3 separate regions of the Homo sapiens genome follow, and all the other regions are linked to region 1. The links are chromatin loops, found by intact Hi-C in ENCODE. Cell type or tissue: PC-9. All regions are shown on one strand. Region 1 has its middle 14 kb from the start of MSH6. Region 2 has its middle 38 kb from the start of MSH2-OT1. Region 3 holds the start of BCYRN1 (brain cytoplasmic RNA 1).

The links. A loop is a pair of places that touch in the nucleus more often than their neighbours do. Peaks named below come from ENCODE experiments on the same cell type or tissue, not always from the same donor. Only the 100,000 strongest peaks of a DNase experiment are listed, where the experiment ranks them.
Region 2: a loop joins it to region 1, with 6 times the contacts of the local background. A loop is called at or near these places in 2 of 110 quality-filtered maps.
Region 3: it touches region 1 in a loop (20-fold over the local background); 53 of 110 quality-filtered maps call a loop at or near these places.

The regions. Positions count from the first base shown.
Region 1 is chr2:47,764,949-47,772,948 of GRCh38, forward strand. No RefSeq gene overlaps it. Among named protein-coding and RNA genes, the nearest start is that of MSH6, 14 kb to the right of the region's middle. In PC-9, CTCF peaks have their summits at 3,137 (motif pointing left) and 3,340; a DNase peak (open chromatin) is centred at 6,463; H3K4me3 peaks cover 307 bases.
Region 2 is chr2:47,485,096-47,493,095 of GRCh38, forward strand. It overlaps a transcript of MSH2 not described here. Among named protein-coding and RNA genes, the nearest start is that of MSH2-OT1, 38 kb to the right of the region's middle. In PC-9, no CTCF peak of the experiment used is centred here; a DNase peak (open chromatin) is centred at 4,016; H3K27ac peaks cover 594 bases.
Region 3 is chr2:47,330,266-47,338,265 of GRCh38, forward strand. EPCAM-DT (EPCAM divergent transcript) reads right to left here. Exons shown (of 5, transcript NR_110208.1): 2 at 2,669-2,761; 3 at 2,008-2,143. It overlaps BCYRN1 (brain cytoplasmic RNA 1), which reads left to right and starts at 5,050. Exons shown (of 1, transcript NR_001568.1): 1 at 5,050-5,249. RefSeq lists a silencer at 4,481-4,530 and enhancers at 6,408-6,497, 6,685-6,979. In PC-9, a CTCF peak has its summit at 4,983 (motif pointing right); a DNase peak (open chromatin) is centred at 4,996.

The DNA.
Region 1 (8,000 bases):
CCAGTCTGACAACCTCAGATGTCTCCAAATGTCCCGGGAGAGGGGGGTGCATTTAGATTTTAATGTCTTTCAGGAAGTTCCTGGAATGAATAAAGTCATTTGCAACTTTTATCGTTCTTGCCAAGAGTTTCCTATAATAGTAAAATCACATTGATAAAAACAGTGGAAGAGTAAAGTAATGTTGATACAGACTACAAGCCTGGTTGGGGAAGATGGTTTAGGCTCGCACTCACACCCTCGGCTCAGCCTGCTGCCTTGCGTCTCCCAGTCCTGTGGGGTTTGGACTTCTGTCTCCTAGTCTCCTATTCATGGTCAGCTTTGTCCTAGAAGAGATTACATCTCTAAAGTCCACAACCAGGCTGGGCACCGGTGGCTCACGTCTGTAATCCCAGCATTTTGGGAGGCCGAGGCTGGCGGATCACTCGAGGTCAGGAGTTTGAGACCAGCCTGGCCAACATGGCAAAACCCTGCCTCTGTTAAAATACAAAAATTAGCCAGACACAGTGGTGTGTGCCTGTGTGTGCCCCAGCTACTTGGGAGGATGAGGCAGGAGAGTCGCCCGAACTTCTGAACTGCAAAGGCAGTTTCAGAAGTTATCCTAACCCATTTCTGTGCTGAAGCTCAGAAAAAAGGAGGACCACTCCTGCCACTCAGTGAATGTATTAAAGAAAAAAATGCTTCATGACACTCGTTGAAGATAGTTAGGCAAACTTTATTAAAGGAGGGACTAGGAAGATAGCTATAGAAACCACTGCAATGGGCTGCTGAAGTTGGGGAGAGATTGGGAGACTGAGCTCAACTCCAAACACAGCACTGCAAGTAGGAATGTATAGCCAAGGAGCAGTGGGGGGCAGAGGTGGGTGATGCATGGAAATTATTAAGAGGAAACATTGGGGGAAGGGGATATCCTGGCTAAACTGATCTGACAGGATTCTTGTTGAAGGCAAGCAGGGTGATCAGACATTACCCAGAGTGCGGCGGAGGATGAGGAACCTCATTAGATATTGTCAACCTAAAAGGAAGAGGCTGAGGCACAAAATATAAAGAGTTTACTTGAGCCAAACTGAGGACAGCTGCCTGGAAGACTCAGACCCAAGTAACCCTTGGATATGGGCTTTGTTTGATCTTTGTCACAAGCAAGTTTTTAAAGGCAAAAACGGAGGCTAGGGAGCAGGCTGATACAAAGTTGTTTGTGGGCCAGGCCCAGTGGCTCATGCCTGTAATCCCAGCACTTTGGGAGGCCGAGGAGGGCAGAACATCAGGTCAAGAGATCGAGACCATCCTGGCCAACACGGTGAAACCCCGTCTCTACTAAAAATACAAAAATTAGCTGGGCGTGCTGGTGCGCACCTGTAGCCCCAGCTACTCGGGGGGCCTGAGGCAGGAGAATCACCTGAACCCAGGAGGCGGAGGTTGCAGTGAGCCAAGATCACACCACTGCACTCTAGCCTGGTGACAGAGCAAGACACCGTCTCAAAAAAACAAAACAAAACAAAACAAAAAAACCCACAAAGTTGTTTGTCAGGAATTCTTCTCATTGGTTGACAGAAATAGCATTGATTAATGATTGGCTATACATTGTTAAGCTATAGGGCGTGGTAACAATGTCTAGGACGGCATTATTAGGTTAATTTATAGCTACTTATGGCAATAGCAAGCCGTTTCAAGAGATGAAGGCATAGCTCAAAGAGGGTAGTTAGGGCATGATTGCTTGTCTCATTTTAGAGTCTCTCTGGGAGTGATAATTTAAAAGAACTCACCTCCTAAAATAAAAGTGATCAGGGTCGGGCGCCGTGGCTCATGCCTGTAATTCCAGTACTTTGGGAGGCCGAGGCGGGTGGATCACCTGAGGTCAGGAGTTCGAGACCAGCGTGGCCAACATGGTGAAACCCCGTCTCTCCTAAAAATACAAAAATATTAACTGGGCCTGGTGGCGTGTGCCTGTAATCCCAGCTACTCGGAAGGCTGAGGCAGGAGAATCACTTGAACCTGGCAGGCGGAGGTTGCGGTGAGCCGAGATCTCGCCATTGCACTCCAGCCTGTGTGCAAAGAGGGAGATGCCATATCAAAAAAAATAAAAGTGATCAGATATTGGCCGGGCGCGGTGGTTTGTGCCTGTAATCCCAGCACTTTGGGAGGCTGAGGCAGGAGGATCACCTAAGGTTGGGAATTCCAGACCAGCATGGCCAACATGGTGAAATTCCATCTCTACTAAAAAAAAAAAAAAAAAAAATACAAAAATTAGCCTGGAATGGTGGCGCACGCCTGTAAACCCAGCTACTTCAGAGGCTGAGGCAGAATTGCTTGAGCCCCAGAGGTGGAGGTTGCAGTGAGCCAAGATCATGCCACTGCACTCCAGCCTGGGCAACAGAAGCGAAACTCTGTCTGAAAAAAAAAAAAAGTGATCAGATATCAAAGGTAGGGAATTCTTGCTCAACTGACTTAGGATTCTTGTAAAAATTGGATGATGCAAGCCGGGCACCATGGCCAAAGCAGAAGGATCATTTGAGGCCAGGAGTTTAAAACCAGCTTGGGCAACATAGTGAGACTCCCATCTCTACCAAAAAAAATATATTTTTTTAATTAGCTAGATGTAGTAATGTGAGCATTAGTCCTAGCTATTCGGGAGGCTGGGGTGGGAGGATCCCTTGAGCCCAGGGGTTTGAGGTTGCAGAGATAACACAGAAACCCAAAAGTCAAGCCTAGCTGGAAAAGAGCTCAGAAGTGCCTGAGTAGAGTTTGGTCAAGTAGAGAATTTTTGTCAAAAGTGAGGCTGGAATCCCAATGCAAAGGTCTGATTCCAAAATAGGGTCGCCAAATTTAGCAAAACTATTGCGCTGGACATAAGCTAAAAAAAAGTATACCTTTCCACAAAAGATGGTGGCCTAGGGAAAAAAATACTATTTGTTTATCTGAAATTCAAATTTAAGTACATGTCTCTTTTCAATACTCCTTCTCTGACCTTGCGTGGTGCTTGCCTTTGGGATTAGGGCGAGGGGTGTGGGGGTGCCGGCCACTGAACTGGAAGACCAGGGGCCAGACCCTGGAGCCCAGGGACAGTGGGAAGATGAAAGAGGGGCTGCAAAGCCCAGTCGCGCGAGCTTGTTCCGGCGCCTGGTCAAGAGTGCCCTCTGGTGGCCACACGGCGCCCTGCACCCGCAACCAGCGCAGCCCAAGCAGTGGGGACCCGGCCTCTGAGGCGGACACCTGTTCTTGGTTCTGACCTCTACTAAGAGCACAAGTCCGCCCCGGGACTGTAGAGAAGGAAGCCGGGAGGACAGGACAAGTTCAGAGCCACCTGGGATAGACTTTTCAAACCAGTTGTCTTAACTGGAGGCTCTGATCCGCTCCCTGCCAAGGGTCAGCCACTGTCTTGCCGGGGCGGCTGATCTGCAAGATCCTCATACCCCTGAATTTTCAAGGCCCGAAGGAGCAAACGGCTGATATCTGCTCTTCCTCAAACCTCTCGCTGCCCACCACCCTCCTGGCCCCTCTGCTCACTTCCAGGGTGTGGGAAGTCAAATCAAAACTGAGGGCAAGCCGCCGCAGTGGCACGTGCCTGTAGTCCCAGCCACACAGGAAGGAGTGGGAAAGAGGTGGGAATCGCTTGACCCCAGGACTTCCAGACTGCCCAGCGCTGTGATCAGGCCTGTGAACAGCTACTGTACTCCAGCCTGGGCAAAGCAGCAGGACCCTGTTTCTAAACAGGTGAATAAGTGAATTAATACAATTAAGAAAGAAAAAACGGCCAGGCGAGGTGGCTCACACCTGTAATCCCAGCACTTTGGGAAGCCTAGGTGGGCAGATCACAAGGTCAGGAGTTTGAGACCAGCCTGCACAACATAGCAAAACCCTGTCTCTACTAAAAATACGAAAATTAGCCTGGTGTGTTGGCATGCGCCTGTAGTCCCAGCTACCCGGGAAGCTGAGGCAGAAGAATCATTTGAATCCAGGAGGTGGAGGTTGCAGTGAGCCGAGATCGCGCCACTGCACTCCACCCTGGGCGACAGAGTGAGACTCTGTCTCAAAAAACACACACACACACAAAAACAGTCACATAGAAATGTGATTGGACAAAAGGGGGTGTGACCTAAGAGTAATAGATTAGGAGGAGCTCAGCTAGGCCTGTTTGTTCAAATTCTTTTGTGTCTCTGTATGATATTCCTTCTCTCTAGGTATGGGGTAGGACACCTGTCACAGGAGGATCTTCAAGGGAGAAGGGAGGAGGTCAGAGAGTGACCTTGCTAGTTTTTAGGGTTTGTTTCCAGGAAGAGGAGTTCTAGTTTCTCTGACCCACTTTAGGAGAGAAAGGCGAATGGGAGAAAGGAAGTCAGGAGTTCAGAGAAAACTTATTGCTTCTGCAGCCCTCTCAATCTCCTGAAGCTCAAAATACCCTGCATTCCAAGGTGCCATACTTTGGGGCATCATGTTCTGAGCCCAGTGGCAAACATGATCCACATGGGCCCTGTTTTCTTGGGGCTGTTGAGGAGACAGGGGTGGACATAAATCGTCACACAGGGCCGGGCACGGTGGCTCATGCCCGTAATCCTGGCACTTTGGGAGGCCGAGGTGGGCAGATTGCGTAAGCTCAGGAGTTCAAGACCAGCTTTGGGCAACATGGCAAAAACCCATCTCTACAAAAAATACAAAAATTAGTTCGGCATGGTGACGGGTCCCTGTAATTCCAGCTGCTCAGGAGGCTGAGGAAGAATTGCTTGAAACTGGGAGGCAGAGGTTGCAGTGAGCCAAGATCGCACCACTGCATTCCACTGGGTGACAAAGTGAGACCCTGTCTCAAATCAAAAACAAAAACAGTTACACAGCACAGAGTGCCAAAGAGGCATGTCCCACCTCCCACCCCAGGGCCTAAGGAAACCCACCTGCTGGCCCTTTCCTCTGAGAACTGCAGAGCCCAGAATCCTGTGGGATGCGCAGGCAGTCTTCCCAAGGGCCCTCCTGTATCAGCCGGCTTTTCACACTCTTTGTCTGTGTACTTGGTGCTAGACGCCTCACTGCCCATGCCAGCTTGGTTAGAACTCACCCTGCAGTCTCTGTGTATGGCCCAGGGCCCTGTAGAACTCTGAAGGCCCCACACGTGGTCCCTAGGATGCTCACCTCCCTTCTGCCCTCCCATATCCACTCACCCTGCAATGGTGTTGGGAAGTGGGACCTTTTGGGAGGCGTTTAGGCCATGAGGGCTTGGCCCTCCTGGATGGATCAATGATGATTGGATTTTTTTTTTTTTTTTGAGACGGAGTCTCACTCTGTCGCCCAGGCTGGAGAGCAGTGGCGTGATCTCGGCTCACTGCAAGCTCTGCCTCCTGGGTTCATGCCATTCTCCTGCCTCAGCCTCCCGAGTAGCTGGGACTACAGGCGCCCGCCACCATGCCCAGCTAATTTTTTGTATTTTTAGTAGAGACGGGGTTTCACCCTGTTAGCCAGGATGGTCTTGATCTCCTGACCTCATGATCCACCTGCCTCGACCTCCCAAAGTGCTGGGATTACAGGTGTGAGCCACTGCACCCAGCTATGATTGGATTATAAAAGGGCTTGACAGAGGGAATTCATCTCTTTTTGCTCTTCCACATTCCTTCATGTGAGGACAGTGTTCCTCCCTTGTGGAGGATGCAGTGTTCCAGGCACCATCTCAGAAGCAGAGATTGGACCTTCACCACACAATAAACCTGCTGCTGCCTTGACTTTGAACTTACCAGCCTCCAGAACTGTGAGGGATACATTTTAGCTCTTTATAAATTACTTAGTCTGTGGTATTCTGTCACAGTAGCATAAAATGGACTAAGACATAGTGGCCTAAAATAATAATATTTATTGTTGTGCATAATTCTGTAGGTTGGCTTTACGGTTCCTCTGGTCTCAGGTTGGTTTGTTTGTTTTTTTGAGATGGAGTCTCCCTCTGTCACCCAGGCCGGAGTGCAGTGGCGTGGTCTCGGCTCACTGCAACCTCCGCCTCCCAAGCTCAGGTGATTCTTGTTCCTCAGGCTCCCTAGTAGCTGGGACTACAGGTGCCTGCCACCACACCTGACTAATTTTTTGTTTTTGTTTTTTTGATACAGAGTCTCATTCTGTCACCCAGGCTGGAGTGCAGTGGTGCAATCTCAGCTCACTGCAACCTCCGCCTCCAAGGTTCAGGCGATTCTGGTAATTTTTGTATTTTTTAGTAGAGACGGGGTTTTGCCATGTTGGCCAGGCTGGTCTGGAACTCCTGGCCTCAAGTGATCCTCCTTCTTCAGCTTCCCAAAGTGCTGGGATCACAGGTGTGAGCTACCACACCCAGCTGTCAGGTTTCTTATTTATGTGTCTCAGCTGCAGGTCAGGCAGATGGCTCTGCTGATCTTGGTTGGGCTCCTTCACACATCTGAGGGTCAGCTACTCTGGATGTGCTCTGCTAGGCTGACTCAGATCTCCTCCACATTCCTCTCCCATTCCTCATCCTTCCAGCAGACTAGCTGGTGTGCTCTCATGACAGTGGCAGGAGGCCAAGAAAAAACAAGCCCAATTGTGTGGGAAGGCAAGAGGAAGCTCCCATGTGCTTTTCAAACCTCTGCTAACATCTTATTGGCCAAAGCAAGTCACATGGTGAGCCAGAGACAAAGTGGGAGGGACTTACAAAATTACAGGAAGAAAGAAGGCTATTGAATTGGGGGCCATTAAGGCGATGAGCTTGCCATAAGGGCTAAATATACACAGGCATTGTTCTTGAGTGTTGAGTGTACAGTGGTAAACAAGCCTTTAACACCTGAAGTGCAGTGGAGAAGAGCAATACATAAATAACTAAGCAAAATTAGGAAGTTGATTCCATGAACTTGTGGACCAAGTGATTGGTGCACAGATGAGAGTAACAAGTGAGGCTGGGCCGGGTAGCTCACGCCTGTATTCCCAGCACTTTGGGAGGCCAAGGCGGTGGATCACATGAGGTCAGGATTTGCAGACCAGCCTGGCCAACATGGTGAAACCCCGTCTCTACTACAAATAGAAAAATTAGCTGGGCATAGTGGTGGGTGCCTGTAATCCCAGCTACTAGGGAGGCTTAGGCAGGAGAATCACTTTAACCCAGGAGGCGGAGGTTGCAGTGAGCCAAGATTGTGCCACTGCACTCCAGCCTGGTCGACAGAGTGAGACTGTGCCTCAAAAAAAAAAAAAAAAAAAAAAAAAGGGAGCAACAAGGGAGACTTACTTTAGATTGCCGAAGACGTGAAGGATGAGAAGGAGCCAGCAATGTAAAGTCGGGGACAGAGAGCACTGGACAGAGGGCAAAGCCAGTGCAGAGGCTCTGAGATGGGAAAGAGGCTCTGAGCCTGGCCAGAGTACCATGAATGAGGAAAGTGAAGGCATAAAATAAGACTGGAGAAGTAACAGGGACCAGCAGTAAGGCGTTTGGATTGTATTCCTTATGTGATGGGTGGGAATCCACTGGGAAGTTCTAATGGGAGAGGCAAGTGACACCATCTGATGTGTGCTCTGGCTGTTGTACAGAAGATGGATGAAGGCTGGGTGTGGTGGCTCATACTTGTAATCCTAGCACTTTGGAAGGCCAAGGTTGGAGGATCGCTTGAGCCCAGGAGTTCGAGATCAGCCTGGGCAACATAGTGAGACCCTGCTTCTACAAAGAATTTAAAACCTAGCCAGGCATGGTGGCTTGTGCCTGTAGTGCCACTACTTGGGAGGCTGAGACAGGAGGAATGCTTGAGCCAGGAGTTTGAGGCTATAGTGAGCTATGATTGCACCAGCCTAGGCAACAGAGTGTGACCACATCTCTAAAAAAAATTAAAGATTAAAAAAAGAGCCAGGCGTGGTGGCTCATGCCTGTAATCCCAGCACTTGGGGAGGCCGAAGTGGGTGGATCACTTAAGGTCAGGAGTTCGAGACCATCCTGGTGAAACCAACATGGTGAAACCCCATCTCTACTAAAAATAGAAAAATACAATCCCAGCTACTTGGGAGGCTGAGGCAGAAGAACTGCTTGAACCCAGGAGGCAGAA
Region 2 (8,000 bases), 280 kb before region 1:
TAAAATAGGTGATGTTTATACATGTCTGTGAATATACTAAAAACCATTGAATTGTACACATTAAATGGATGAATTGTATAGGAATTATATTTTAATAAAGCTATTTAAAAAAATCCAGACACTTCACCCAAGAGGAAATCTAAGTGGTCCATAAACATGAAAAGGTCTTTAATCACCAGTCAGAAAAATGAAAATGAAAACCATGCCAGGCCACCTCCCACCACCATAGTGACAAGCATTTCAAGTGTGGCAGTTCCAGCTGTTGTTGAGGATGTGGAATAACACTGGTAGGGGTGTTAAGATTATCTGGTGAAATTGAAAAGACGCATACGACCCAGCAATTCTGCTCTTAAGTGCATACTCTGGAGATGCTTTTGCCCATTGTGCTGCGAGATGTATACAAGAATGTTCCTAATACCTCCACACTGGAAACAACTCATCAGTGAAAATGAACTACAGCTACACAAAATGACATAGATGGAATCTTAAAACGTTTAGTAAAAGAAATGATACAAAAGGATACAGTTTTTTTTTCATTTATGTGAAGTTTAAGAATAGGTGGTATTGTTTAGGGATGCAGTCTTTGGGATGGCAACTGTAAAGAAAAAGTGATTGTGTTAATCAGAGTGATTGTCTTTAGGGAAATGGAGTGCTGATGGGGAGGGGGCACATTAGGGCTTCTGGAGGGCCACAGTTCTGGTTTTTAACCTGAGTGGTGGTTTTGCACGTGCTTGCTTTATAGTTAGCTGCAATTTTTTTTTTTAATGCAGTTAAAGTTTGGTATGAGAACAAATGTATGACCGATGAGTCCTTTCAGTTTACCAAGTTCTTTTTCGTCATCGTTAATTTAGAGTGGGTTACATCAGTTTTTCTTTTCTGGCTGCCAAAGGCTTAGGAAAAAGGCAAACTGACAGAGGAAGATTTTAAATGTAGAAATATTTATTGGTTTACAAATCCTTTTAATCACTTATACATGAAAAGCTTTCATATAATTCAAAAAGCAAATTTTAAATTCCAATGAAATAGTTCATCCCGTGGTTGTGAAAGAGTGTTTTTAGATTGCTGCACAGAAGCATGTTTAACGTGGAAATCAGCTCATGGTTTTAGTTGTTAGGGCTACAAGAAATTGGGGGAGACTTCATTCCAAGAAAACATGTAGTCTGTCAGGCTGTTTTCATTCCTCTAAAAGAGACAGTTTTCTAAGATGTTTTTGAAAATGAGAAAATACGTAATAGATCTGCTTAAGAAGTTTCAAACTTAATCTGTGCTTATTACATGAATATGCTAATGTAAAACCAGGCCTTCAGTTAGTGTTTCCTTCCTTTTAGAATGGTGTATGTAAAGCAAAATATAAACTAATTTCTGACCTGTCAAAGGTTTTTTCTTAAAATTTAAATTTATAATGTGGTTTGGTTTTTCTTTCCCACTCAAACATGAATTTGGGTAATACCAGAATAAAGCTGGATATATAAATTTTATCCAAAATTTAGAACTCTGTTGTTAAGAAATCTGTTGACCACATAACCATGTTTCTGAGAAAATACATGATTTTTTGCATCTTTAAAAAAAATTAGCACTAAGAAGCTAAGATGAAGTTGTTTTTGTAATTTGATTTTTTTTTCCTTAAAATACTGTTTTGGAGTTAAAAGTTGTAGCAAAACTGGTATAAGAAAGATGTTTTAAGATATATTTAAGTCTTGTCTCATACTCTATTGACTAAGCTAGCCCGGTGACTAGGGTAGATGTATTTAAAGAATAACTTTTCCCCCTTAAAATCTCAATATTCCACATCCTGTTAGACTTCTTGAGTATTAAATACATCTTCTATCCTTGGTCTTTCTGCATTTAGCTTTTTTGGGAAGTATGTTTTTACCCAAGCATATGGTATGAGCTGCTGATTCAGTATTGAGTGGCTCTTTAAGCTTGTTAGTTACATTCTGCTGATTAAAATGGTGTACAGAATAGTCAGGAAAAACCAGTCCCTGGTCTGAAATAAACAATGTTAATTAGCTTATGGGGAAGAACAAATGAGTAAGGAGAATTTTCATATACAAAGGAAATCTCTGATTGTCTTTCTGGACTCAGTGTGTTTGGGTTAAGGAGATAGGGTGCGGCTGGAGAAAATGATGAAAATGTTCAGAATGTTACATGTATTTTTACACTGAAACTGGAAGTGGAAGCCCAGTGTGATAGTTTTCTGCCCGATGTTGGCCTGTCTTCACACCCACACCACTTATCTTGATTGATAGAGCTACTACTTCCTCTTATACTGCTTCAGAAGTTAACCTCTGTGGTGCAGTGCTAGGATATCACAGAGGAAATAATCCCTTGTAGACAGTGTCTTGTTGCTGGGAGTTATCAGTGCCTCCTGTTCTCTCTAAGGAGGGCAATGGGAAGCCCTTTCCTTGCATTTGCTACAGCCGTTTCCTTGACCTCCCTGGAAGAACAGTATTTCATGGTGTCAGACAACATTCAGAACATGCTCAAATTAAATGTATGTCAGTATGCATTTGCTTTGGTGTGTGGTTTGTCCAAACCAAAGTGCCCATACATGTCTCTGGTCCAGCCATGTGGGAAATTCAGCAGTGGGGTGAACCATATGGAAATGGCAGGTGTTGGGCAGCCTTGACTGGACTGCCCTGGTCTTACTTCTGGATTTGGTGAGTAGAAGATCACACTGTTGCTTGCTGCCCTGGGTTCACCTCAAAGAGGGAAAGAAGAATTAGCAACTTAAATGGTTAAATTTAGAAACAAGAAAAAGTTCTGTCAGTGGGCAGTTTCTTACGTCTAACAAAAAAAACAACAGCAGTGAATTCTTTTGTGTTCAGAATTAACCAGTAAACACAACCTTAGCAATTAACCTATCACTATCACGATTGTTTATTTCCTGGAATTTTGTTGACAGAATTAGTCCAATAAATGTTATGAATAATAATTTTATGAATAGAGATAGGTTAATGCCAAATTAAGTATAATTGAATCTGAGACATTAATGCAACTGTTTTAAATTCAACCACTGACCTGCAATTTTTATATGCCTTGTCCATCCAGCAAGATACATTTTGTCCATTTTTTTCATGTTTAAAATTTAATATTTATTGTCAATTCCAGTGTGTTTCATTGCTAAACATCAGGCTCAGCCAAAGCAATCACGAAAATGACTCCACGTTGAATCTTTAACATCACAATGTGGATTAACAATTTGGCAACATTTGGCTGGGCGCGGTAGCTCACCTATAATCCCAGCACTTTGGGAGGCCGAGGCAGGTGGATCACGAGGTCAGGAGATCGAGACCATCCTGGCTAACACGGTGAAAACCCGTCTCTACTAAAAATACAAAAAGCCATGCATGGTGGCGGGTGCCTGTAGTCCCAGCTACTTGGGTGGCTGAGGCAGGAGAATGGCATGAACCTGGGAGGTGGAGCTTGCAGTGAGCTGAGATCGCGCCACTCCAGCCTGGGCAACAACAACAACAACAAAATTGGCAACATTAAATACTTTGTCAGTATCTGAAAAGTGCAAAGTACTGTGCTTGGCTCCCCAAAGGCTCCTCTTAATCCTGAAAGGCAGGTGCTTTTATTATCTTTTATCTTATTATCTACATTTTCCAGATGAGGAAACGTAGGTACAGAGGTTTAGTAACTTGCCCAGGTCACATAGCCAGTAAGTGGCAGAGCTGGGATTTGAACCCCAGTACCCTATCTCCAGCGAATCTGAGATGTACATGTGATAAATTTAATCTTTCTCAATAAATTATTAAGTGTCAAAGCAAGTGGTATGGGCAATGCACCAGGATTAAGAAAAACAGTGTGTGGTAAAGATGTAAAATATTTCTAATTCTGTTGTGGGCTGTGGCACTCCCGTGGAAGGCTTGCCACAGACACAGCCAGAGGCATCCACGTGGGCCCCTGCTGCACACCTGGTTTGCTGCTACCAAGGCTGCTCTCCCGAGGCTTGTTCACACAAAGGAAAGTGAGCAGCTAGGAAGCTGCATATTTGAAAGTTGACTAGTCACCAAATGCTGGCATCCAACCAAGTGATTGCATTGTACCCTGTTTGGATGAAAGATTGTGTTTAAATGAAAAGAGAGATGATGAGCCAGAAGTGTGGCAAATGAGTTAAAATAAATTGTCAGCAGTGTTTGAAGCAGGTTGCTGAGGGCTGGTGTCCTGAAATCCGGTCACTTGGAGGATGTATATGTTCCATCAGGGGCCGGAAATGTTTTATCCAAGCTTTAGGGAATAACCCTGGAGATTCTCTTCGTTACTCTACTGTTAAGTACGTGCTTACGGAGTAAACTTCGCATGACTAAGGTTTACAGGCCTGAATGTGCAACTGAGTTCAAGTAAGCAGCAATGTGGTGTATTAGGAAGACTGCTTGACTTGGGTTCTAATCCTTGCTTCACCACCTAGCTGTGTGACTTTAAACATCACTGTTTTTCCTCCTGCCTTCCTTCTGTAACTTAAGGGGGTTGGATTATTAGAGTTCTCAAATGCCATACCTTCAAGGCCAGGTGCAGGATGCAGAGAATAGTGGGTTAAAGTGAACACCTCAATGTAAAATCATTCAAAAATTTAAAAACATCACGGACCAAACAAATATGTCTTTAAATCTGAATTTGGTTAAAGGTCACAAGTTTATGCCCTTTGGAGTACTCTCTGACATTTTCATGATGATATGAAAGGATTTTTCCATACATACTCAAAAGGCGCTCACGCCTCTGTTGCAGTCAGTCTGGCCACTTCCAAATAGCCACCCCATGTTGGTCTCCACTTCTTCCCTCCCTCTTTAAGTGCTATGTTAATAATCTAGCTTATAATTCTCTAATCAGCAGTAGAGCACTTTGCTACTTTATTTTTTATTGTTAGGGGTGATCTTAGCAGCCCAAGTATGCTAAGTCTTAGAAATATTCATCAGTGATGTTTTTCCCTGAAGCTCGTTTGGTGACTGCTAAACTAGAACCAGAATTGGAGAAAAACGACCCTGTGAATTCCAAGCCAACAAAGCCGGGGAAGAGGCATTGAGCAACCTGTGGTTGCCTGAGAAACAAAAGGCAAGGTGGTTGGATGAAAGCAACACTTCCAAGCCTTTTCCAGCTTAACGAACATAAGTCTAGGTTTTGGGGAGAGCCTATCTTAGTGAGAGTGAACAAATAAAGTAGGCTGTATCTTTCAGAATTGGGTATGACTCAAATAACTTTTTTTTTTTTTTTTTTTTTTTTTTTTTTTGAGACAGTCTCACTCTGTTGCCTAGGCTGGAGTGCAGTGGCATGATCTCAGCTCACTGCAACCTCCACCTCCTGGGTTCAAGTGATTCTCCGGCCTCAGCCTCCCGACTAACTGGGATTATAGGCGCCCACCAGCACGCCCAGCTAATTTTTGTAGTTTTAGTAGAGACAGAGCTTTACCATGTTGGCCAGGCTGGTCTGGAACTCCTGACCTCAGGTGATCCACCCCCCTGGGCCTCCCAAAGTGCTGGGATTACAGGCGTGAGTCACTGTGCCTGGCCTCAAATAACTTTCAAGATTGAATAATAGTAGCTTGAAGCAAGTCTAGAGACGAGCCAGCTGGAGGACAGGGCCAGCAGGAAGGAGGTATGCAAGGAAAAACCTGCAATGAATGGACCTACTGTGTTTGAGGGTACTGAGAGGAGTTTGGGGTTGAATTAATACCTACAAAGCATCCACAAAGCAATTGGGAAGAAAGGGTAGGGGGACTATTAGGCCTAGTCATATCAAACTTTTTTTTTTTTAAAAAAGAGTAAATGTCATGATAGTATACTGCCCACCTCAATTGTAAAATTTTATTTTATTTCGTTTTTAGATGGAGTCTTGCACTGTCGCCCGGGCTGGAGTGCAATGGTGCGATCTCGGCTCACTGCAACCTCCGCCTCCTGGGTTCAAGCAATTCTGCTGCCTCAGCCTCCCAAGTAGCTGGCATTGCAGGCACCCGCCACCACGCCTAGCTAGTTTTTTTGTGTTTTTTGTTTTTTTTTTTTTTTTTTTTTTTTGAGACGGAGTCTCGCTCTGTCGCCCAGGCTGGAGTGCAGTGGCGGGATCTCGGCTCACTGCAAGCTCCGCCTCCCGGGTTCACGCCATTCTCCTGCCTCAGCCTCCCAAGTAGCTGGCACTACAGGCGCCCGCCACTACGCCCGGCTAATTTTTTGTATTTTTAGTAGAGACGGGGTTTCACCGTTTTAGCCGGGATGGTCTCGATCTCCTGACCTCGTGATCTGCCCGCCTCGGCCTCCCAAAGTGCTGGGATTACAGGCGTGAGCTACTACACCCAGCCAATTGTAAATTTTATTCATTTAAACACCAACAAGTGATTTAAGAACAATAATAAAATAACTGTAGCTGGTATGATGGCTCATGCCTGTAATTCCAGCTACTCAGGAGGCTGAGGTGAGAATTGATGAGGCCAGGAGTTCAAGACCAGCCTAGGCAACATAGTGAGACCCCCCCCCACCCCCGTCTCTAAAAAAATAATTAAAAAAAAAATAACTGGGCATGGTGGTAGTCCCAGCTACTTGGGAGGCTGAGGTGGGGAGGTTTGCTTGAGCCCAAGAGTTAAGGCTACAGTGAGCTGTGATCACTGCACTCCAGCCTGGGTGACAGAGCAAGACCCTGTTTCTAAAAAATAAAAATTATATTGGGATGATGGAAAGGTATAAATCTGCTCTTTCTGTAAGATGATGTCTAAAATTGGAAAATAAATAGTGGTATAAGCATGTTATTTAAAAATTTAGAGGTAAGTGATAGAGGATTGTGAAAGTGGCTACCTCTGGGACAGTGAACAGGGCAGCATTGAGAAGGGAGCTGCCATTTTTCATCATAAGCCTCATGATGATCCTATTTGATTTTTTTTAAAGATTTGTGTTCATAAAAATGAATATTGAAAGTGAATGCAGGAAAAAAACTGTCTAAAAGTATATTTAAACAGTGACATTCACTTTGCACATTGACACCTTAAGATAAATCCAATGCAATGTCATACTCTTACCCCAAATAAGTTGCATTGTAATGTAAGGTCATTCTCTTGGGGAGAATCTAAACTGACAGAAAAATCTGTCTTAAGGAGTACCTATGATCACAAAGTACTTCAAGCACCCTTTAAATTGTGATTAAAGATAATTTGTTGTTTAGAAATATATATACCTAGGTCTGGGGAGGAATAGAAGGGAAATGGAGAGTGACTGTTAAGGTTTCTTTGAGGGATGATGAAAACGTTCTAAAATTAAGTTGTGATAATTGCAAAACTATAAATATATTAGAAACCACTGAATTGCACATTTAAGTGGGCAAACTATTACGGCATATCAATTATATCCCAGTAAAGCTGTTTAAAAAATAGTAGCATAAATAAGATGTAATAATAGCCAACATTTGTTGGGAGCCAATAGCCTGAGTGACCAGCTCAGCATTCTTGATAACCACCCCCTTCTCCCTATCTCCTTTACTCAATAAATATGAAGGGCTCTAGAAGCTCAGGGCCCTTGTTCCCTAGAAGCAAGGAGCCCCCGACCCCTTCTTCCAAACACACTCTTTTGTCTTTGTCTTTATTCCCATGTTCATCCTCCTTTGTTCAGTCCAGCATGGTCTGTGGCAAACATTCAACAATCTCTAAGGTAGATAATATTATCCCATTTTATAAATGAAACGGGCCTAGAGGAGCTAAATGACTTTCTTAAGACCATCAGACATGAATAGATTAGAAATTATTTTTCTTTCATGTAAAAGAAGTCTGGAGGTAGGCTGTCTAGGGCTAGTAAGGTGGCTCCACGATTATGCAGCAGAGACCCTGGAACCTTTGAGTTGGTTTCTCCACTGTACATGGCTTCTCTCAAGGTCACCTCATGGCCCAAGATGACTGCCAGGGCTTCAACCAATGCATCCACATTTTAGGCAGCAAGAACGATGAGAGTGCAAAGATGCTTATCCCACCTTTAAAGAAACAAAAGTACACAGCTTCCACTTGCATCTTCCATGGGAGAACTGAG
Region 3 (8,000 bases), 430 kb before region 1:
TAGATCACTTGAGATCAGGAGTTCAAGACCAGCCTGGCCAATATGGTGAAACCCCATCTACTAAAAATATAAAAATTAGCCGGGCGTGCTGGCCCATGCCTGTAACCCCAACTACTCAGGATGCTGAGGCAGAAGAATCGCTTGAACCCAGGAGGCGGAGGCTGCAGTGAGCTGAGATCGTGCGATTGCACTCCAGCCTGGGTGACAAAGCAAGACTCTGACTCCAAAAAAGAAAAAAAAAAGTCCTATTGTACAGTAAGAACCTCTTCTATTTTCTCTTTTTGTTTTTTCTGGGCGACAATGTCTTGCTCTGTCACCCAGGCTAGAGTGCAGTGGCACAATCATTGCTCACTGTAGCCTGTGGGCTCCAGTGATCCTCCTATCTCAGTCTCCTGAGTAGCTGGGACTATGGACACACACCACCACGTTGAGCTAATTTTTAAATTTTTTGTAGAGATGTGGTCTCACTAGGTTGCCTAGGCTGTTCTTGAACTCCTGGGCTCAAGCAATCCTCCCACCTTGAACTCCCAGAGTGCTGGGATTACAGGTGTGAGCCACCATGCCAGGCTGGAACCTCTTCAAGATATCAACATTGAAGCAGCATGTGGGAAGCTGTAGTGGGCAGAAAAAGGCTTAGCTGTAGCGGGCAGAGAAGATTGGATGGCCCAAGACCAGTCTCTACAGAGAGACTTTAGATTCCTCCCACCCATACCCAGAGCCCCCAAGGGCTCTCAATTGCCACAGATTTTTCCAGCTTAGCCTTTGCCTCCTTTTTCTAAGGCAAATATCCCTATGAGGATCATATTTTGAGCCCATCACACATTCATGCATGCCATGCCATTTTTCTTAGTTTGTTGTTTCATTCATTCATTCATGTATTCATCAATACCTTCCACAGATACCTATTGATCTGTTTTTACAGGCCCATGTCACTATTCTCAGGTTGTCAGTGGCTATCTGTGTGACCCCCACCTCCCAATCCCATACCTTCTAGAGCAGCAGTCCCAACCTTTTAGGCAACAGGGACCAGTTTCATGAAAGACCATTTTTCCACAGACTAGGGCGGCAGGGGATAGTTTAGGGATGATTCAAGTACATTACATTTATTGTGCACTTTATTTCTATTATTATTACTTTGTAATATATAATGAAATAATTATACAACTCACCATAAGGCAAAATCAGTGAGAGCCTTGAACTTGTTTTCTTGCAACTAGGCGATCCCATCTCGGAGTGATGGGAGACAGTGACAGATCATCAAGCATTAGATTCTCACAAGGAGAGTGCAACCTAGATCTCTGCCATGCGCAGTTCACTAGAGGGTTCACGCTCCTATGACAATCAAGGTCGCCACTGATCTGACAGGAGGCCAAGCTCAGGCAATAATGCTAGTGATGGGGAGTGGCTGTAAATACAGATGAAGCTTGATTTGCTTGCCTGCCACTCACCTCCTGCTGTGCGGCCTGGCTCCTAATAGGCCAGTACTGGTCTGTGGCCCAAGGGTTGGGGACCCCTGCCCTAGAAGAGTTCTTCATCTGTACTCATGAAAAGTTGATAAGTCACCTAAATCACCTTTAATAAGAGCCCAGTAAGTTGAGATGTCACAAAAACAGAGCCAGAAAAAGAATCTATACCATCTGCTACAGCCAGGACCAGCTACCTAATTTACAAGTCTCAGCACAAAATGAAAATGTGGGGCCTCAGCCAGATGTGGTGGCTCATGCCTGTTATCCCAGCACTTTAGGAGACCAAGGTGGGAAGATTGCTCGGGCCCAAGAGGTTGAGGCTGCAGTGAGCCGTGATTGCGCCACTGTACTCCAGCCTGGGCAATAAAGCAAGACCCTGAAAAAAAAAAAGAAGAAAAGAAAAGATGGGTAGGGAAAAAAGTGCCATTAGAGGCACTAAACTACAAACTTTTCCTTTCTTCTGTGGTCTCTGTCTTGCCCTCTCTTGGTGTTTCTTATTTACTGTTTGATGCTATGCTTCCTTGGGCACAGGGATACTTACAGGGTGAGTGCAGACCCTCACAGGCACAGGGAGGGTGAGGAGTAGGAGGTGGGCTGCCCGTGACTGCATATCCATGCACAGTTCACCAGCTCCAGGAGTCTTCCTCTGGCTAGACCACCAGACTGACATGCCATATCTGCCCAGGGGCAAGGATGAGGTGAGGCCGTCAATCTTCCCTTCCCACAGGCCTGCTGCCCCAACCCATGGCTGCTGGGAGACCTCCAGGGGATTAAATCTCCATTCCAAAGCAGTCTCAGCACCTGGCTAGGGGATGGCTGAGAGGCCAGTCCTGCTGCTGCTCATCAAAGGCACCATGGCGCTGCCAGCCCAGGGCAAGGATGGCTGCCACCCTGCCTCTCCCCAAAATGCCATAGGGCACACCAGCTCAACCCCAATTCTCCCTGTGCCCACAGCTAGGCCCTTACAGCAGGCAGAGGTCAGCAAGGAAGGGGAAGTCAGGTGGGGCCTGGGGAACCAGGAAGCGGGGAACAGGCAGCTGAGAATTGTTCCAGGGAAGCAGGGAGAGGCAGACCACGCATGGGCCAAGACTCCAAGCCCTCAGTGCATGCTGCATTGTCCCATTGGACTTCACTTGCAAAGTGTAAATGCAACGAAAAAATTATTAAGAATTTCAAGACAAGGTGGGTGCAGTGGCACTTACCTGTAGTCCCAGCTACTCAGGAGGCTGAGGCGGGGGAATCACTTGAGCCCAGGAATTTGAGTCCAGCCTGGGAAGCATAGCGAGACCTCCCACCTCAAAAAAACAGAAAAGAATTCTAAGACAGTGTCATAGAACATTAGCCCCCCAGTGCAGGACCCTTTTGAACAGAGCTCTTCTGAGCACGAGGCCCTGTCTATGCCTGATGCACACCCACGAAACCGACCTTGGCTCCAGCTTTCAATGCGAACTTCTTACAGTTTAGGTCCTCTGCGAAGTCACTTGCTTCCAGTAGCTCCTATCAGAGCTGAGCTGAGGCCTTAGACTGGGGTTAAAAGAGAGGTGAAGTTTCCCGCTGCAGCACTAAACACATCACTGAAGGCCTACGGAGTAATCCTTGAGCATCCCCTGACTCAGAGCACTGCCACCGCATCAGCTTCTTCCAGATGCCAAGAAGCACCTCTGGGTCTTGGGGTTCCGGCTTGTTTGTGTCACAAGTAATAACTTGTATTTTATTTGCTTTTAAAAACTGGATATGCTCCCACTTCTCAGCCTCTACAATGAGACCTGTGTTTCGTGTTTTTCAGTGTGCCTTTGAGAAAGGCCCATAAACCTATAAACACCCTTTTTCTCCCCAAGGTGAGGTTTGACCCTAGTACTTACTACCACTGTTTACTGGAGAGTCATGTTGAGAACATCTCCTTTAGGCTCTATTTCTCATCCTAAGGGATATATCCAGCCTTCATTATGGAAGGTTTTGAAGGCCTCAAATAAAATCAAAGTAGAATTTGAATAAAACATCTTGGCTGGGCACGGTGGCTCGCATCTGTAATCCCAGCACTTTGGGAGGCTGAGGTGGGCGGGTCACAAGGTCAGGAGATCAAGAACATCCTGGCTAACACGGTGAAACCCCCATCTCTGCTAAAAATACAAAAATCAGCTGGGCGTGGTGGCGCGTGCCTGTAGTCCCAGCTACTCGGGAGGCTGAGGCAGGAGAATCGCTTGAACCAGGGAGTCGGAGGTTGCAGTGAACCGAGATCACACCACTGCACTCCAGCCTGGCGACAGAGAGACTCTGTCTCAAATAAATAAATAAAACATCTTAAAGAAATAGAAAATACTAGTAGAGTATTCACTCTGATTTCAGAATCAATTTGTGGAAATTCAGTTTCACAAGAATGAAAAAAGCCCCCTAAGCAAGGTAGCTTTTTTTTTTTTTTTTAAAGATGGGGTCTCACTATGTTTTCCAGACTGATCTCAAACTCCTGGGCTCAAGCAATCCTCCTCCCTCAGCCTCCTGAGTGGCTGGGACTACAGGTACACATCACCACCACCCTGCTAGGATATGGTAGCTTTTTAACCAAAACACACCACCATGCAATGGAGAGCATGTAACTTGTTATTTGGTCATACAAATACATCAGAATAAATTCCACCTCTCTTGTGGAGCCCTTTTTCCTACATCTGCACAGAAACTGGCACTAGCAGGACTGCAACCGAGGCAGACTCGAGAATTAGCAGACTCTGGCTCAGGCAGGACAATAGAGCAGCGGGAAATTTCTTTCAAGGGCTTTTGTTGCTGTTGTTGAGATGGAATCTTGCTGTGTCACCCAGGCTGGAGTGCAGTGGTGCTGTCTCGGCTCACTGCAATCTCCGCCTCCCAGGTTTAAACGATTCTCCTGCCTCAGCCTCTCAAGTAGCTGCGATTACAGGCATGTGCCACCATGCCCAGCTAATTTTTGCATTTTTGGTAGAGATGGGGTTTCACTATGTTGCTCAGGGAGGTCTCGAAACTCCTGACCTCAGGTGATCCGCCCACCTCGGCCTCCCAAAGTGTTGAGATTACAGGCATGAGCCACTGCGCCCGGCTTGAGACCTTGAGGGGCTTTTTAACCAAGAGATGGTGTAGGGACAGAAGCCAGCAAGAAGAACATGGTGGACTCTCTGTGAGGCCCCAAACCCCAAATCATGAGCCTCCGCCCCCTGAAAGTATTCCAGGATCTCTGAGGGAGGTTTTGGGAGGGGGCCAAGGTCCTGCAATTGGGTGGGTGGGGCTCCAAGCCATTGTTCTTTGCACATTCATGCCAATGTGACCTAATTGGCTAAGCACAGGCTGGAGAAGCTAGATAAACCTATTTAAATTCAGAGCCAAAAGACACTCAAGGATGTTTTCTGAGGGGGTGTGAGGGTTGGAAAATCATCCTATATTTGATTTATCTCCCACCTCATGTCCTGAGTCAATTCCTTAGTCTTAGATGAGGGAGACGACTTGGGAGTCATCCTTGTTTTTGATGAGCTATATAACCCTATGGCCAGCAGAGGGAAGTACTGCATTTCAGAGCGACAATTTGAGATCTATGAAAGAATTTCAATCGAGAATAAGAGGCCGGGCGCGGTGGCTCACGCCTGTAATCCCAGCTCTCAGGGAGGCTAAGAGGCGGGAGGATAGCTTGAGCCCAGGAGTTCGAGACCTGCCTGGGCAATATAGCGAGACCCCGTTCTCCAGAAAAAGGAAAAAAAAAAACAAAAGACAAAAAAAAAATAAGCGTAACTTCCCTCAAAGCAACAACCCCCCCCCCCCTTTTCATATTCTTGCCTGGAAGAAAGGCCTTGCTTTCCTCAGCTTCTTAAAGCTGGGAGAAGTTAAAGCCATTCTGAAATGCTGCTGCTACTGCTATATGTGGGGGAGAAAGCAAATTTTCTTTTTACTTTTTTAATCAGTATTTATTTTAAGTTCGAGGGTACATGTGCAGGATGTGCAGGTTTGTTACATAGGTAAACGTGTGCCATGGTGGTTTGCTGCACAGGTCAACCCATCACCTAGGTATTAAACCCAGCATCCATTAGCTATTCTTCCTGATGCTGTCCCTCCTCCCACCCCACCAACAGGACCCCAAATTTTCTTTCTTTTTTTTTTTTTTTTTTTTTTGAGATGGAGTCTAGCTCTGTCACCCAGTCTGGAATGTAATAGCTCAATCTCGGCTCACTGTAACCTCCATCTCCCAGGTTCAAGTGATTCTCCTGCCTCAGCCTTCCAAGTAACTGGGATTACAGGCATGCACTACCATGCCTGGCTAATTTTTGTATTTTTAGTAGAGACGGGGTTTCACCATGTTGGCCAGGCTGGTCTCAAACTCCTGACCTCAAATGATCCGCCTGCCTCAGCCTCCCAAAGTACTGGGATTACAGCTGTGAGCCACCGTGCCCAGCCTCCAAATTTTCTTATTTCCATGGCCTTGAGCAAAATTATACCATCCTAGACAAACACACACACACACACACACACACACCATTCTCCCCCTCTTGCTGTCTTTCTCAGATATGAGTCTCTCCTCCAATGGCCATTTTAAGCTTGCTCTTTTGCTCTGTAATACAAGGCCTGTTCCCTGTTAAAAGGAATGTCAGGCATCTGTGAGCAGGTAGGGAAAACATTGCAGGAGGCAAGTAAACTTCTCAGCATACCTGCCATCATTCATACCTTGAAGGCAGGTCAAGCCTGTAGCGTCTGAGTCTTCCATCCCTGAAGCACCAGCAGCTCTGACTAGAGGTCCTGTCTCCCAGCTGTGGCCCCAGCTCTCCCTGATGGTGACAGTTGCGACTTCCAAACTTGCTCCTCCCCATATCTGTAACTGAGCCCAGCGTACATTTGCCTCATGGGTGCCATTGGACTTCCTTTGTGAGCCATGTTTTCTTTCACCTTGTCCCAATCCACAGTTAACCAAATCTTGGCCCAAATTATGTGCTGGCTGGTGTTGGGCAGCTGTGAGACCCCTCCTTGCCCCATCTCTGTCTTCTAGGCTCTTCTGAGAACCAGTGTCCTTTGAGATCTCAGATGGGATTTAGAGGAGGGTTTCCACCCAGACCACTTTCCACAAATTTCACTTCTGCATTTCATCTGGTAGGGTGTGGTTTTCAACTAGAAGCCCAAATGAGGAAGAAAAAAATTCATTCACCATTCAGGACAGGGTGTTCACATTTGAACCAGGCAGAAATAGCTGAAAGAAACTGAATTCTAAAGGGACTCTCAGCTTTTGGGGGAGACATATTTGAGTGCAGGAGGCTAGACCACCCACTGGCTGGCTCTTTGCTCCTCACTGAGGCCAGCCTTGACTCTAAACAGATAACACAGGGCCAAAACACACCCAGCCAGCTTTGATAAGCAACCGTCTCTGCCAAACAGTTTCTTTCACAGGGCCCAGATGATCTCATCACAGAGGCTGCATTCTCTGGTATCTGTTCCAAGCACAGACTCACTTCTCATTACCTTTGCAAATAATAGTCAATCTATCCTGAGAAGCTCCTTTATATCCCATACTGGGCTAAGGTCTGAAGAGGGTACAGTTAAAGAACCCATGATCTCAGACTGGGCATGGCAGCTCATGCCTATAATCCCAGCACTTTTGGGAGGCCAAGGCAGGAGGACCGCTTTAGCCCAGGAGTCCAAGACCAGCCTGGGCAACATAGTGAGAACTCTTGAGACCTTGTCTCTACAAAAAATAAACAAAATTAGCCATGCATGGTGGCTTGCACCTGCCTGTAGGAAGCTGAAGCAGGTGAGCCTGGGACGCAAAGGTTGCAGTGAGCCAAAATCGCACCACTGCACTCCAGCCTGCGCGACAGAGACTGTCTCACAAAAAAGAAAAGAAAAGAAAAAAAAAAAAGGACCCATGATTCCTCATGAAGCTTGCCTCTGGATCTAATTCATGGTTCTCTATTTCCACAAGCTTTGTGGAGCAAGGGGCTCATGACACTTCATCTTTATGGTACAGATAACTCACCGAAACTGGATTCCTTTAGCTACTGGTCCCACACCACTCCCTCCAGGAGCCACCTTCCCTCTCCATGTTTTTCTCATGAATTTTGAACCGGCCATTTCTATTTTATTTTATTTTACATTTATTTATTTATTTATGGAGACAGAGTTTCACTCTTGTCACCCAGGCTGGAGTGCAGTGATGCTATCTTGGCTCACTCCAACCTCCACCTCCCAGGTTCAAGTGGTTCTCCTGCCTCAGCCTCCCAAGTAGCTGGGAGTACAGGCACGTGCCACCACACTCGGCTAATTTTTGTATTTTTAGTAGAGACGGGATTTCTCCATGTTGGCCAGGCTGATCTCGAACTCCTGACCTCAGGTGATCCACCCGTCTCGGCCTCCTAAAGTGCTAGGATTACAGGTGTGAGCCACTGCGCCCAGCCAAAATAAAAATAGATTTTAAAAATGAAAATAAAAATAACATAATAAGATGAACACCACCTCGGTGATCTGTGGGATAGTATCAAGTGGTCTAACATAATTGGAGCCCCCCCAAAATGAGGGAAGGCTAAAAAAAAAAAG